Linked DNA regions of Homo sapiens: region 2 is linked to region 1. A link is a loop called in an ENCODE intact Hi-C map of the cell type or tissue named here. Cell type or tissue: gastrocnemius medialis. All regions are shown on one strand.

What was found. Hi-C counts contacts between places; a loop is a spot of excess contacts. Peaks named below come from ENCODE experiments on the same cell type or tissue, not always from the same donor. Only the 100,000 strongest peaks of a DNase experiment are listed, where the experiment ranks them.
Region 2: it touches region 1 in a loop (15-fold over the local background); 6 of 110 quality-filtered maps call a loop at or near these places.

What each region holds. Positions count from the first base shown.
Region 1 is chr15:91,115,402-91,123,401 of GRCh38, reverse strand. The region is part of intron 1 of SV2B (synaptic vesicle glycoprotein 2B); the gene reads right to left. Among named protein-coding and RNA genes, the nearest start is that of SV2B, 19 kb to the right of the region's middle. RefSeq lists an enhancer at 6,721-7,030. In gastrocnemius medialis, no CTCF peak of the experiment used is centred here; DNase peaks (open chromatin) are centred at 4,011 and 5,855; H3K27ac peaks cover 3,629 bases.
Region 2 is chr15:91,211,243-91,219,242 of GRCh38, reverse strand. The region is part of intron 1 of SV2B (synaptic vesicle glycoprotein 2B); the gene reads right to left. Among named protein-coding and RNA genes, the nearest start is that of SV2B, 110 kb to the right of the region's middle. In gastrocnemius medialis, no CTCF peak of the experiment used is centred here; a DNase peak (open chromatin) is centred at 3,002; H3K27ac peaks cover 2,282 bases.

The sequences.
Region 1 (8,000 bases):
GTTTTCAAATATGAATACATCGTGGAATGGCTAAACCAAGCTAAACCTCACAGACTTATCTTTTTGTGTGTGTATGTGTGTATGATAAGAACACAAAATCTACTCCCTTTGCAATTTTTTGTTTTTGAGACAAGGTCTTGCTCTGTTACCAGGCTGCAATGCAGTGGTATGAACATGGCTCACTGCAGCTTTAATGAACTCCCAGGCTCAAGTGGTCCTCCCACCTCAGCCTCCCAGGTAGCTGAGACTACAAGCGCACACCACCATGCTTAGCTAATTTTTGTACTTTGTTTTGTAGAAACAGGGTTTTGCCATGTTGGCCAGGCTGGTCTCAAACTCCTGAGCTCAAGTGATCCTCCCACCTCAGCCTCCCAAAGTGTTGGGATTACAGGAGTGAGTCAGCACACCTGACCAGCAATTTTCAAGAATACAATACATTGTTATTAACTATAGCTACCAGGTTGTAGAATAGACCTCTTGAATTTATTAATCCTGTCAAACTGAAATTTAGTATCCTTTGACCAACAAGGATCTCCCCAACACACTCACTCCAGCCCCTGGTAACTACCATTCCACTCTCTACTTCGATGAGCTCAACTTTTTTAGATTCCGTTTATCAGTGAGATCAGGCAGTGTTTGTCTCTCTGTGCCCGGCGTATTTCATTTAATGTAATATCCTCCAGGATGAAGCTCTTATTTCAATAGATGTCTTGGAAAGTACAGGACTAAGAACAGACAAATGATTGGGGAAGATGAGCCCCAGGTGCAAAGTATCTTAATGGAACGTCCAGTTTTGTTAAATCACTCAGACAAAGCAGTCACTAGAAGCAGCAAAAAGGATGGAGAGGAAACCAGGATGGGGGAGTCTGCTCTGCAGCATGCATGTTGGCAGAGAAGGAGAAGCAGGGTGAGGTGTCCAAATGGCTTACAAGGCATAGGGATCAGAGAGTCAACCCAGCAGGAGAAAGCTGAGCCATTAAAAATTATTCAGACAGGGAAATCAACCCCAGCCATTCCTGCTTTCTAGACTGTTTCCCCAGGGAGGATGTCTGGAGACTCCATTTGTGTACAGCATGACTTAATTCTTGATGGAGGAGGGAGAGGATATCGTTGATCAACTCCTTCTCTGAATCTGACTCTGTACTCATTGTACCTGCATCTACGACACCCCTGGCTTTAATGGAACATATATCGATGAGATAATACATTTCTAGTAGCTGAGATAGTGGGAGTCCAAAGAGGAGATGGTTTAGCACATATTGGGAGTTCAGTCTTTGGCGTCAGACTCCTGGAGTCAACAGGCAAGCATTACTTTTAAAACACCATTGGGCCGGGCGCAGTGGCTCACGCCTGTAATCCCAGCACTTTGGGAGGCCAAGGCAGGCGAATCATGAAGTCAGGAGATCGAGACCATCCTGGCTAACATGGTGAAACCCCGTCTCTACTAAAAATACAAAAAATTAGCTGGGGGTGGTGGCAGGCACCTGTAGTCCCAGCTACTCGGGAGGCTGAGGCAGGAGAATGGCGTGAACCCAGAAGGCAGAGCTTGCAGTGAGCCGAGATCGCGCCACTGCACTCCAGCCTGGGTGACAGAGCGAGACTCCATCTCAAAAAAAAAAAAAAACACTATTAATATATAAATAGATGGTTTCTTGAGGTGAGCGCGAAGGGGAAAGGAGTGGTGTAAAGGAATTAATTCCCTGGGCAAGATAAGCACCCATGTGGTTCAAGAGAGCTGGTGTTCAGATCTTATTTGCATTCATCTCTAAGCCAACTCTGCTTTCTTCCCTTCCAGCTAATGGGTGCCCTGCTCGGTTTGCCCACATGTCAAGTCTACCTTCAGACAGAAAAGAAAAAAATATAAAAAGGTAAAAAATAATGACATAATAGACATGAAAGAAAAAGAAGCAAGATTCTACCCAAGAATTATGGGAAAATAAAGCAATAGAAACAGTAATAATAATTGAAGGTTTGCTCTGTCACTGGGTCTTGGCTGCACATTAGGATCATTGGGCAGCTTATTTTTAAAAAATTCAATTTATACTCCCATCCCTAGAGATTCTGGCTTAAGTATTCTCAGGAGGGTTAGGGGGGAAAATTAATAAATTTCTCACTTGATTCTAAAGTACAGCCAGGATTGAGAACCACAGCACTAGATAAAAACTCGCCTGAGGTGAAGAAAACTTTGACTCGAAATCAGCGGTGCTCACTAAACTTCAAGCAAAGTTAGCCTTACCTTAACACTTTTTTATTTCAAAGAGAAAAAAAAATGAAACGAGTTACTAACATAAGACCAAAAATTAGCGTGTTAAAAGACTAGTTCTCTGCCACCTTAAACCATGGGAAACAATTTGCAAAAATCTTAAGCGAGGGGATGACTGTATAGACTGCAGAGGTTAACAGTTCAGGCTTCAGAATCAGAAAGTCTTGAGTGGGTGCTGCAGCTCTGCCATCTACTACCTGAATCATGTTGAGAAAACTGGAAGGATTAAATGAGATATTGAATTTAAAGAACTCAAAGCCTAGATTGTATTAAGTTCTCTATAAGTGAAATGTTTCTTTTACTTTTTCTTTCTTTTTTTTTTTTTTTGAGACAGGTTCTCACTCTGTCACACAGGCTGGAGCAGTGGCACGATCACAGCTCACTGCAACCTCAGTCTCCCAGCCTCAAGTGATCCTCCCACCTCAGCCTCCCAAGTAGCTATGACTACAGGCGCATGCCACCACACCTGGCTAATTTTTGTATTTTTTGTAGAGATGGGGTTTCACCCTGTTGCCCAGGCTGGTTTCCAACTTTCGGGCTCAAGGGATCTGCCTGCCTCAGCCTCCCAAACTGCTGAGATTACAGGCATGTGAGCCACCGTGCCTGCCCTCTATTCTTATTTTAAAATACAAAGCATTTTTAAGAGACAAAGTAATATGGTTTGGCTCCATGTCCCCACCCAAATCTCATGTTGAATTATAATTCCCAAATATTGGGGGAGAGACCTGGTGGGAGGTGATGAGATTACGGAGGCAGATTTCCCCATGCTGTTTTCACGATAGTGAGTGTGTTCTCACAAGATCTGATGGTTTAAAAGTGTGTGGCACTTCCTCCCTCACTCTCTCTCTCCTGCCACCATGGGAAGAAGGTGCTTGCTTCCCCTTCACCTTCCGCCATGATTTTAAGTTTCCTGAGGCCTCCCAGTCATGCTTCCTGTTAAGCTTGTGGAACTGTGAGTCAATTAAACCTCTTTTCTTCATAAATTTCCCAGTCTCAGGTAGTCTTTTACAGCAGTGTGAAAACAGACTAATACAAAAAGCCTTGCTCTGGCGCCCAGGCTGGAAACCATACAAATACAAAATCAAAGGCAAATCGATTTGGAAAATATTTGCAACACTTATGAGAATATTTCTTATAAGTATTTCTTATGAGAGTAACAAGGAGAATAATATCTTCAATATATGCGGAGCTTTTACAAATATGGAAAACACTAATGCTTAATTTAAAATGGACATACAGCATGGAAAAACAATGTTTAGAAGGGGACATACAATCAGTCAATAAATAAAAGTGCTCAATCTCATAAGCAATCAAATAAATGAAAAATAAAATATTTTCTCACCTAACAAATTGACAATGTTTTATTTTCCTTCTAAGGATAATACTCATTGCAAACAAAGATGCATTGAGGGGCACATGCATAGTGCTAGCTGTCAGGTTAACTAGAACAAGCTTTCTACAATGCAACTTGGCAGCATGAATGAAGAGCTTTATCATTTATAAGTTTTCCTATTTTCCAAATTGTATTCAATGGCAAATACCACCTTTCTAATCAGAAAGAAAAAGTTAATAGGCATAAGGAAACCAGCCACCTGGCTGGAAACTTGAATATTCACTAATTTCAGCAATAGATTTGGGTAATTTCCAAATCCATGGCAAACGCAAAGCTTGAAACGAGTCGCACTCTGGGTATTGTATCAGTTTACACAATCAGAGCCAGGAGTGGGGTTTGTCACTTGCTAAATTCAGGCAGGTCACCAAATGGCCCAGATCTAAGCATGAGAACAAATGAATTGCTGGCCGTAGCTCTGTACTCGCGTCTCAAATGACAAAGTACCTTAGGAAATCTTAACTTCTTTCTTCATCCATTGGAGCTATTTAATATCTCCCTGAGAGCTAAAAGATTGTCAAATTAGAAAAGGATTTATCCTTAAAAAGATAGCTCCTACCGTTGGGGAAAGCTTATTCCCTTAGAAATGCCAACCCTTTGCTCCTTGCAAAGATATGCTCCCTGCCAGCATTTTATTTATGTATTTTGGACCCTGCCTTGTTTTAAAAAGTGAAGCAACTGGCCAAGCATCCTGCAGAGGATTCCATCTGCTACAGGCCAGACAGAAGCTGAGGATTAGGAGTAAAAGCCGGGAGCCCCAAGCGGATCAGCCAGCACGCCCACCCCCACAGGCCCTGCCTCCAAGCCGAGACAGCTCATTCACCAGTATATAAAGTATTGCAAGTCTCCACACAGAGCCGATGAGAGGAGGCAAGAAGCTATGAAGAGGAACCAGAAATGGAGGAAGGAGGCAGATTAATTTTGTTCATTCAAACAAGAATGAGTGAAGCGTAATCACAGCAAGAGCTATTATGATGATGATGACAGAGAGATGTCCCTCCCTGGCATGGCTCTGGTTTGGACTGGGCTGTCTGATGTGGTGGCTTCTGTGTATAAAGTTTTCTTGAGACAGTGTTCAGCCTCACCTCGGCCCTCTTGGGCAGTAGGGAGCCTCTCAGAAAGGGGCAGCTGGGTCCCGCTTCAGACCCTCCAGCTGTCCACACACCCAGCCTCTTCTCCAGGCAGATTTCCTCCTTTTGTGATTGAGCCTGGACAGCCCTGGGGCTCCTGCTCCTCCCCTACACATCAGGCTTCTTCCTGTGGAGCTTTCTGTACCTTCCCAAGCCCTCAATGAATGCAAAGGAAAAAATGTTCTTTTCTTCCCTTAGCACTGTACTACCACCCATCTTTCTTGCTGGCATGGGCTACTCCATTAAATCAGCTGCCTGCCAAAATTTCCAGACTAGAAGAGGCACCAGGCTCTATGTCTTCTATGCCCCAAACTCCAGGGCACACATCAAACCCTCTAAAGCACTCTCCTGAATAGTAGACTCCATTCCACCAGAACCATGGATCAGCAAACACCCAGCTAGGGTGCAAGGTACCCTGTCTCCCTTTTTGCAAGCATCTCCACTCCCCATAAGGGAGTCTCTTGGAGGCCCTTTTCTTGGTTTTATGGGGAACAAAAAGTGTTTCACCTCAAGCTAGTATTTGTTACAGGCCAAGATTTCAAAAATTCTACCCACTTTTTTTAATCCCTCTACTTACATAGACCCAGGGGCTTAGAGTTGTGGGTCCCAAAGCCAGTTTTGATACCTCTTGAAAGTCATGAGGAATTCCAGTTATTTAACAAATAGAGTGTCTAAGACTTTATTTTTAGCTTTGCAATCTGAATGCCCATTCGGGGCAATAAAAAAGTCCCACTCAACATCTTGTTACATAGGGAACTTGCTTTGGTAGATCAAATTTTTACTCCCAATTCTTTTCCCCCATGTAATATGATTATAATCCACATTCTTGCCATGTCACTTTGCCATGTCTTCTACTGTGAGAAGAGTATACTTTCGCACTTTACTGACATGGGTTTGGGTTTGGCCATGTCATTTGCCTTGGCCAATGAAATGCTAGCAAACATGATGAGTGCAGAGGCTTTAAATATACTAGGACAGTTTAACATTCCTCATGTCCTCCTGCCATTTGGCATGAGAAGAAGGAGAAGAATATGTCCCTGGTAGCTGCTGGTAGCATCTGGTGGAGAGATGAGAGATGCCTGGAGCAGACCTGAACTTGACTTACAGCATGAAGGAGAGCCAATCCCAGTTGACTGGCCACCTCATAAGTAAGATAAATATAGTTTGTTGTATGAGCCACTGCAATAATTAGGGCTATTTGTTAGGCAGCATTATTGCTATACAGTAGCAGCTAATTAATACCCTCGCTATATGTCCAACATTGTGCTGAGCACTGTATTGTCTCCTTTAATTCATTCCTTTTAACAAGTGTGTAAGATAGAATTCTCGTTAATATTATCCTTGTTTTACAGGTTAGGAAACTGAGGTGCAGAGAATTTTAGCACAATTAGTAAGTGAAAGAGACAAGCTTCAATCCCAGCAATCTAGCTCCAGACCGATACTCTTGCCACCATGGAACAAAAAGCAGGAGACAAAGATGTGGCTCTGTGCTCTTCTAAGTCTGCATACTGGTACAGACCTCAGGCTCAAAACCATTGTGACTATTGATATCGTTTGCCTGTGTCCCCACCCAAATCTCATCTTGAATTGTAGCTTTCATAATCCCCACATGTCATGGGAAGGACTTGTTGGGAGGTAACTGAATCATGGGGGCAGGTTTTTCCCATGCTCTTCTCATCATAGTGAATAAGTCTCACAAGATGATGGTTTTATAAAGAGCAGTTCCCCTGCACATGGTCTCTTGCCTGCCGCCATGTAAGACATGCCTTTGCCCTTCCTTTGCCTTCCTCCATGATTGTGAGGCTCCCCCAGCCACATGGAACTGTGAATCCATTAAACCTCTTTTTCTTTATAAGTTACCCAGTCTTGGGTATTTCTTCATAGCAGTATGAGAACAGACTAATACAGCCGTTTATGAGTTCCCTATCAGTACAAGCCTGACCAGACTGCAAGGGCTGAGGCAATTTTTCTAGCTCTGTCAGTGCATGCAAAGAGGATAAGACAGGCTTCCCTTCCAGAATGCATGACCCTTCTCTGAACTTTGAGTAGGGAAAGTCCCACGGGAAATTCTAACCAAGAAACAATCCTGTCATTGTGAAGTGCAGTCATACAACGTTCTGCACGGGATGCAGAGCACACCTCATTCTCTGCCTATTTTTATTCTCTCTAAGCAAATATCTGGGGCTCTCAAAAATTATTACACAATTGCCAGCTGCTGGGATTATACAAATAACGTGACAATAGCAAAGCAATATGCTGACCGGTGTTCAAACACCAACACACAACAGCAAAGCAGCCAGGGGTGCCAGTCCTCATTCACAGCCTGCAAACAGAAGCAGCACAAATGAAGGCCACCCACTCCCTCCTGGTTTTAGGAAAACAGAGTAGCAGGCAGTTTGACACCGAGATGGATTTTTTACTCTTCAACTTCCAAGATGTCCTATGCACAGGGAGAATGCAAGGTCATGTTCTTTAGCAAAATGTTCTTCATAATTGTGATTCAACAATGTACCCCTTTCTTTAACCAAGTTAGGACTTCTGATGAGCAGCAGTTGGGCTTAAAGGTCTTCAAATTATAAGCAAGCTAGAAATTCTGAAGCATATAATAATGTATTATATATGTATATTTATGTGTGTGTGTATGTGTGTGCATGTACTCTGTTAAGGTGTATGTGAAACAAAGCTTCTTTACAAACTTCTACACTATACACCCTGAGGGCAGAGATCACGTTTTCCTTACCTATCATTAACTCTGATGCCTAACACAATGAGAAGTCAATAAACATTTGCTGAATAAATAAATAAATGTAAAAGGCATTTTAGGGAGAATTATATCTTTGAATTTTGCATAGTTTAATTCTTAAAATGCAAGACTAGGGCAAGCAAGGAGATGGTTATAAAAATGTGAACCCCTTAGAAACCCCTTAGAAAAAAATAAGGAAGGCCAGGCGCAGTGGCTCACACCTGTAATCCCAGCACTTTGAGAGGTCGAGGCGGGTGGATCGCTTGAGTTCAGGAGTTCAAGACCAGCCTGGGCAACATGGCGAGACCCTGTCTCTACTAAAAATACAAAAAAAAAAATAGCCAGGCATGATGGTGGGTGCCTGTGGTCCCAGCTACTCAGGAGACTGAGGTGGGAGGATTACTTGAGCCTGAGAGGCAGAGGTTGCAGTGAGCCAAGATCACACTACTGTACTCCAACCTGAGTAACAGAGCA
Region 2 (8,000 bases), 96 kb before region 1:
GTGCAGTGGCTCATGTCTGTACTCTCAGCACTTTGGGAGGCCAAGTTGGGTGGATCACCTGAGACCAGGAGTTTGAGACAAGCCTGGGCAACATGGAGAAAGCCCATCTCTGAAAATCGTACAAAAATTAGCTGGGTGTGATGGTGCACACCTGTAGTGCCAGCTACTAGGGAGGCTGAGGCAGGGAGGATGGCTTGAGTGGCTTGAACCCGGGAGGCGGAGGTTGCAGTGAGCTGTGAGCATGCCACTGCACTCCAGCCTGGGTGACAGAGAAAGACCATGTATTAAAAAAAAAGAAGAAAGAAAGCAAGCCCAAAATATAGCAACTCTGCTGTGAACAATAACAAAAGATGGTCCCCTTAGCCAAGATACCAGATACCAGTATCCTCAGGGCCCACCCATAGAGAGCTGAGCACATCTGGTGGTCCCTTTAGCAGGAGTCGGTAGCATCTGTGACTTCACTTGCAGTCAGTTTTGGCAAGAGATTCACCCCAGTGAGTCAGGGCAGAAGAAGAAAATGGCAGACATCCCATGCTTAGAAGGACTGGATACCCTTGGGTACTCCTGGAACTATTTGGCAGGAATTTGGTGGACACTGAGGCATTATAGGGACAAAGCCCGAGAAAATGTTATTTGAGAACCTTATTGTAATTCTATTTTATATAAAGAAAGAGAAGAGTCAACACACTCAGACGGGTACTAATGAGATATTCATATGTGTCAGCTTTGTGGAAAGGGGTGAGGTTCCAGACACACTCCCCCAAAATTTGGCACCTTGGCATTTGAGAAAACAGCAGAAGCAGGAGGGGCTTTCTGTCCTTCCCCTTCCCCTTCTCCCCTGAAGCAGATTGTAAAAATGTGTTCTGACTTTCCTCTAAAGTAGGTCATAAAATCTTCATTCCAGAAGTGCCCACCCTATACCCACAGGAAAAGAATATCCTTATCTCTGAAGACACAGGGACACAGAGATGAAACTGAGCAGACAGGCCTTGGTAAATTCCCCCAGCTCATTCTCATGAGACCATGCCCTTTTGTCCTCCAATCATATTGCTGCACAACTGTCCAGAACAATAAACAGTTCTCCTGTTTTTTTGGAGAGTCTTCATTTCTGAAGGCTCCCATGTCACATAAAACTTATATTAAATAAATTTGTGTGCTTTTCTCTTGTTAATCTGTCTTTCATTATAGGGGTCTCAGCCACTATCCTAGCAACGATAAGAAAGAATACCTTTTACTTTAGTTCCCATCCTAATTGAGATGGTCATAGCAATAGTGAGTACTGAGTGAGGGCATGGGACTCCGTACAAAATAGTCTTTTGTGTTAGAGAAAGTCCACTGGACTACTGGAGACAGGACCTGAATCATAGTCCCATCCCTGCCATAAAGGCATTGAGGGAGCATGAATGAAGTCACTCACCTTCTGGGGTTCTCAGCTCCTCGCCTCTCAAGCGAGGGATTGTTCTGGACGATTTCTAAGACCGTGTCTAGCCATCTGACTCAATATTTTCTCATGTATCTGTGAAAATGCTTTGAAGCATCTAAGTAATATATAATAACAGAATTATTATTACATTAGAATATGACAGGATAATGTCTCTTTCAAGTTAAGAGCAACATTTACAAGCTGATTAGCCATTTGTTTTGGCAGTTTGGTGGCTGTTTATTCTTTTTTATTATTATTATACTTTAAGTTCTAGGGTACATGTGCACAACATGCAGGTTTGTTACATATGTATACATGTGCCATGTTGGTGTGCTGCACCCATTAACTCGTCACTTACATTAGGTATATCTCCTAATGCTATCCCTTCCCCCTCCCCCCAAACGTTCAGAATTACTCCAAGAGGTCCCATAGCATTGCACACATATTTCTATTATCATATTATACTGGAATTATTGGTGTCTCTTTGTTTATGTGTTTCTCTCTGCCAGGAGATTGTGGGCAGGTCCAAGATAGATAAAGCACTGAATTTTACTTATCTTTGAATCACCAAAACCAAACAGTCTTGAACATAGAAGATTCTCAAAAAATGTTTGCTTAATGAACACAGTTAATAGTTATTCAGGGCCAGGCGCGGTGGCTCACACCTGGAATCCCAGCACTTTGGGATGCTGAGGCGGGCAGATCATCTGAGGTCAGGAGTTCAAGGCCAGCCTGGCCAACATGGCGAAACCCCATCCCCACTAATTAGCCGAGCGTGGTGGCACACACCTGTAATCCCAGCTATTCAGGATGCTGAGGCAGGAGAATCACTTGAACCTGGGAGGCAGAGGTTGCAGTGAGCTGAGATCGTGCCACTGTATTCCAGCCTGGGCAACAGAGCAAGGCTCGGTCTCAAAAAAAAAAAAAAAAAAAGGTAGTTATTCAGTGCCTTGCTGATGTTGAAAATGGCCCATGAGACAGAATGTCCCTGCCTTGAATAAATAGATGAACTGGTTTAATGCTATGCTTTACTTTTGTTAAAAAAAAAAAAATACAAGTTAAATTGCCAGGTACAGTGGCTAGCACTTTGGGAGGCCGAGGCGGGCAGATCACCTGAGGTTGGAAGTTCGAGACCAGCCTGACCAACATGGAGAAACCCCGTCTCTACTAAAAATAAAAATTAGCTGGGCGTGGTGGCACATGCCTGTAGTCTCAGCTACTCAGGAGGCTGAGGCAGGAGAATCACTTGAACCTGGGAGGTGGAGGTTGCCACGAGCCGAGATCACACCATTGCACTCCAGCCTGGGCAACACAGCAAGACTCCATCTCAAAAAACAAAAAAACAAAAAAAAAAGAAAAGAAAGAAAATGTACAAGTTAAATTAAAAGTTCAGTTCTTTGGACACACACAGAGCCATTTACTTTCTCACTTGCCTGTAGTCCTTCTATTTACATCCACAAGTTCCCAGCTAAGATTGCTGGGGGTGCAGTGGTTCTACCGACTGACTGCTTGAGTTACTTGTTATCAACTTTCTGACCATAAAATATGTTTTAACCACCTGTGATGCTTCCTGAAATACCCTGCTTGATGTTTCTGGGGTAGATTACATCAACCCGTGGGCTGAAAATACCAGGGCTTATTTGGCTGGCATGGGAGACAGTGTTCTTTGAGGCTTCCAACAATTGCTGCACTCGCCCCACTTACAACAGTGTTGGTTCATGAGTATTATATTAAAAATACTTCTTTCTTCTAAGCTGAATCATCCATCTATTTTCTATTTTGTTAAAACAGAAAGCTAGTTTTCAAGGTGGGAGAAACAATTGGTTATGAAATAAGAACCAAACCCTGCGAATTTTTTTGCTGGAGAAAAAAACAAATACTTTAAAGTAATACCAAATACTTCAAAGTAACATCAGACTTAGTCTGAATTTTCATAATGGTTTTTAGTTTTAAATACAAATGCAGAACAATAATTTATGGAGAAGTATGTTTATCAAAACATTATTTATTACATCAACCCTTGAAAACAAGCCATACGTCACATAACAAGGGTTAGGTAAATAAATATTAAGATATTTATACAGCTAAATCTTATGGGAATATAAGAAACATGTTTTTGAATGACTTTTTAAGAAAAAAAGAGAAAATGATGACACTATAATACCAGGTAAAAATGCTAGGTAGATCATGTATTTATGGTTATACTAATAGTATCCATAATATTATATGAATATGTATTTATACTATGCAAATATTTCTGGCAGGATGATCAGTTAAGATGTTAATGTTTGCCAATTCCCCCCTGAAAAGTGTATTTTCTCTCTCTCTCTGTTCCTCTGTGTTCCAAAACCTAGCCCGTATTTGTTTTCTAGTGTGATCCTTAAACCACCTGCAGGAGAGAATCACCTGGTGTTAGCTAAATGCAGACGCCTGGCTCCCATTCCAAAACTGCTAAAACAGAAGGAGGAGGGAAATCCACTTTATCTCCAAGCTCCCAGGGTAATTTTTGTGCTCACTCAAAGTCAAGAACCTCTGGCCTAAGTTCTTACCCCAGGAAACAGTTTCATTGTGATTCAAGTGCAAGGCCAAAGAAGACCTCACCCAAGCCTTCAGAGAGTTAATTAGCTCTTTGCAGGAGCTAAGCTGGTAGGGAAGGGGATGAGGGGCTGGTGCTTGGACTTGTGGAGATGCCCAACCACAAGGACAAAGACTCCTGGACGAAGGAATGTGAGCTCTCCAAGAGGAGACAGAACCTGTCCCTCCTGCAGGCAGCGCTCCGGATGTGGGATAGCTATGGGATGCCTGCGAAGGCCGTTTACCCTGCAGCCCTGGGGTCAGCAACAATGGTCCCAGCCTGCAGTACGACTGGTAAACAGAATCAAGAATCACTGAGCAGCGTCTCTTGTAGTTTATCCAAAACAGAACTGCCTGGCAGATGGCAGAAGGCTTGCTCCTGAAGGCAGCATTGAGGAGCAGAAAGAACGAGGAGAACCACTGTGGCTATAGCCATGGACTAAGGAGTCAAGCACACCCCCCACAACTGTTTGGGGAACACTTAAATAAGTGAGCCAGTGGAATGGGGAAGGAAGCCCTAACAAAGACCAATTATGGGCAGCTTGCCAATCCTACTTCGTTTTGATTTCATCGGGAAAACAATTGTTAATGATATTTCTTGCCATACAGTGGCTGTTGTAAAGCGAATTCTTGCCCACTGCATTTCTTTACAGATACCAGCTCTGCCATTCGCAAGTTCTGTGAATCAGAGCAGGTTTCTGAACCTTAAGCTTCAGTTTCTTCATGTGTGAAATGAGGATAATAAGGATTCCTATTCATTGCATTGTTATGAGAATTAAATGAGTTAACATTTTCAAAATGTTTGGCACAGTGTCCATCACCAAGAAAGAGCTCAATAAAAATAGCTATTGTTATATAAACACACACACAGATATGCCTTCCTAGGTATTCCCTAATTCCTGCAGAGATGCATACCACACTCTAAAGGACAACGAGACCCTTAACCTCACTCCACAAGCAGCAAATCTGAGGCCTTCTTGGGTGAGACCCTCTGGTTTTTTAGCACTTCCACTCTGCTGGAACCCTGCCCTGAATCCTCATCCCCAGGTTGGGGTCACCACTACCCCACTCCACCAGTCCATGCCAGCTCCCTCCTCTAGAGATCCGGAACCGGTCCACTTCCCAGTAGTCATGAGCTGATATTTTGTTCCCATATGACTGATTTCCAAGTTAAGTGTTTCCCAAAGTGGAAGATGCTACCTTTGATGGTATCTGACATGACTTCAAAAGGTGTTTGAACATACCATTCAATAACACTGAATCACATAGAGAAATGGTGATTCCATTTTCAGGGTTCTTTCAATCCCTTTTGATTGTCAAGGAAAAAGCCTCCTTTTGGGGGCCAGCACAGCTCTACCACTTCCTTGCTAACTTGTTAATTATCCTTTTGAATGAAATGAAAACAAGACTCAGGTTCAGAGCCTTTAAAGGGAATAGTATCTGGCTACCATCAATAACATAACACTGTATTATTTTTACTGTCTTTTTTTATAGTAACCCTATATTTATAGGAGTGGTATAGTATCTTTACTAAATGAATGCAGTCAGTTAGTAAAAATGACCTGAATTTTTAAAATTAAGTAAGAGGAGTACAGGAGGTGGTATATGATCTTTGCCAGGGACATGGTAAAAATTTTTACAGATGAATTATGGACATTTGGCAAAGACCACCCAGACAGGAAGTGCTGCCTTCGAGGTGGAGAGAAAGTAGCACGTTCTGAGTTGAGCACTTTAAATTTATCATCTCATTTCAACTTTACAACACAAGGAGATACATACCTTTACCTTTGTATTCCATAGATAACTAAGGCTCAGAGAGGTTAAGTCACTTGCCAAGGTCACACAGCTAGTAAGTTCAAGAGTCAGGATTCAAACTCACCTGCTATACCAAACTGCCTCTGCTACACCCTAACTGCATCTCCCACTGCCAGATAGGTATCTCACTGGAAAGTAACACCAGCTTGAGGAAAAGTTAAATGTGCCCATGAGTCTATTGGTCCTATTGGGAAGCCAACTTAGAGCCCAGCCTTGGCATCCTGACTTCCTCTATTCTCTCTCTTTCCTATTTTTTATTTTTGTTTATTTATTTTTCTGAGACAGGGTCTCACTCCACCACCCAGGCTGGAGTGCAGTGGCACGATCTCAGTTCACTGCAACCTCCACCTCCCAGGTTCAAGTGATTCTCTTGCCTCAGCCTCCCAAGCAGCTGGGATTACAGGTGTGAGCCACCATGCCCAGCTAATTTTCGTATTTTTTTTTTTTTTTTTAGTAGAGACAGGGTTTCACCATGTTGGCCAGGCTGGTCTCAAACTCCTGGCCTCAAGTGATCCCCTTGCCTCGGGCTACCTTAGTGCTGGGATTACAGACATGAGCCACCGTGCTCAGCTTCTCTTTTTAAAGTCACTTTCTTTTTTAAAATATTTTTTTCTTTTTCTTATTTTTTAAAAATTTTTTTATAGAGACAGGGTCTCACTGTGTTTCCCAGGCTGGTCTCAAACTCCTGGGCTCAAGCGATTCTCCTACCTCGGCCTCCCAAAGTGCTGGGACTACAGGAGTGAGCCACCGTGGCCAGCCAGCTTCCTTTATTCTCTACCAGAACATCCCTCTACAATTCCACTTTACCTTGCCATTAAATACACCCAACAAAGAGCACTTACTGTAAGCAACAACTGAACATATCCCTGTATGATGACGCAGGAACACGTGTGCCCTAAGTAAATGCTAAGACTGACAGAATTAAACAGTGAATCTTAGCAAACTTGAGTCCTGTCAAGTTACCTAATGATGGGACTCACATGGGGGCCAGTGACTCTAGCAGGAGCACACAGGGACTTTAGTGGGAAGGCAGCAGACATAGGTAGGAAGGAAGGTAGGGCCAGGTTGGAAAGGAGCTTCAGTAACAACAGAGGGCCGGCTAATTGACACCTAAAACTTGAAAAGTGAAGCCCACAGAGATAGATTTGGGGTAAGCCCAAGGAAGAAAGAGAGCAAGTTTTCTGGAGAGTTTTCATTCTTGCTTTTGTTTTTCCTGAGAAGCAATATTTCTTTGGAAAGAAAAGTCAGAGCTATTGAAATGGAAGCCTCTGCTGTTGCACAAATCTACCTGGAGGCTCATGGCACACAACATAGGTTTATCTAAGAGAGCATCTAGAAACAGGTCATATTTCTGATGCACTTCAATCTCCCAGAGCAAAGAAGAGATGTTATAACCTGGTGGGCATTTCAACATGCATTTTTTTTTCTCACAGTAGAGTTGATTCAAAAATAATTCTTCTGGCTGAAAGTCTAGTTTAAAAATACTGAACATCTGGGTGCAGTGGCACACGCCTATAATCCCTGCACTTTGGGAGGCTGATGCGGGAGGATCTCTAGAGGCCAGGAGTTCGAGACCAGCTTGGGCAACACAGTGAGACCTCCAACTCAAAAAAAAAAAAAAAAAAAAAAGCCCAGGCGAGGTGGCTCATGCCTGTAATCCCAGCACTTTGGGAGGCTGAGGCGGGTGGATTATGAGGTCAGGAGTTTGAGACCAGCCTAGCCAATATGGTGAAACCCTGTCTCTACTAAAAATACAAAAATTAGCTGGGTGTGGTGGTGGGCACCTGTAATTCCAGCTACTCAGGAGGCTGAGGCAGAAGAATTGCTTGAACCCGGAAGGCAGAGGTTGCAGTGAGCCGAGACTGCGCCACTGTACTCCAGCCTGGGCGACAGAGCGAGACTCCAACAAAAAAAAAAAAAAAAGGAAGAAGAAGAAGCAGCAGCAGCAGCAGCGGAGGAAGAGGAAGAGGAGGAAGAAGATGGAAGAAGAAGGAGAAGAAGAAGAGTTTAAGCCACTAAGCCAATGGCAGAATTGAGTGTGATCCTGAAGACTGCCATGGCTATCATCAAATGAGTCATCAAAGAGAAGGCCACACACCCATGATCCCCTTCTCATGAGGTTGACAAACTCTGCCTGCTGACACTTCTAGCTTTTAAATTCTGAGACTAGCAAGGAAGGAAGTTCTGG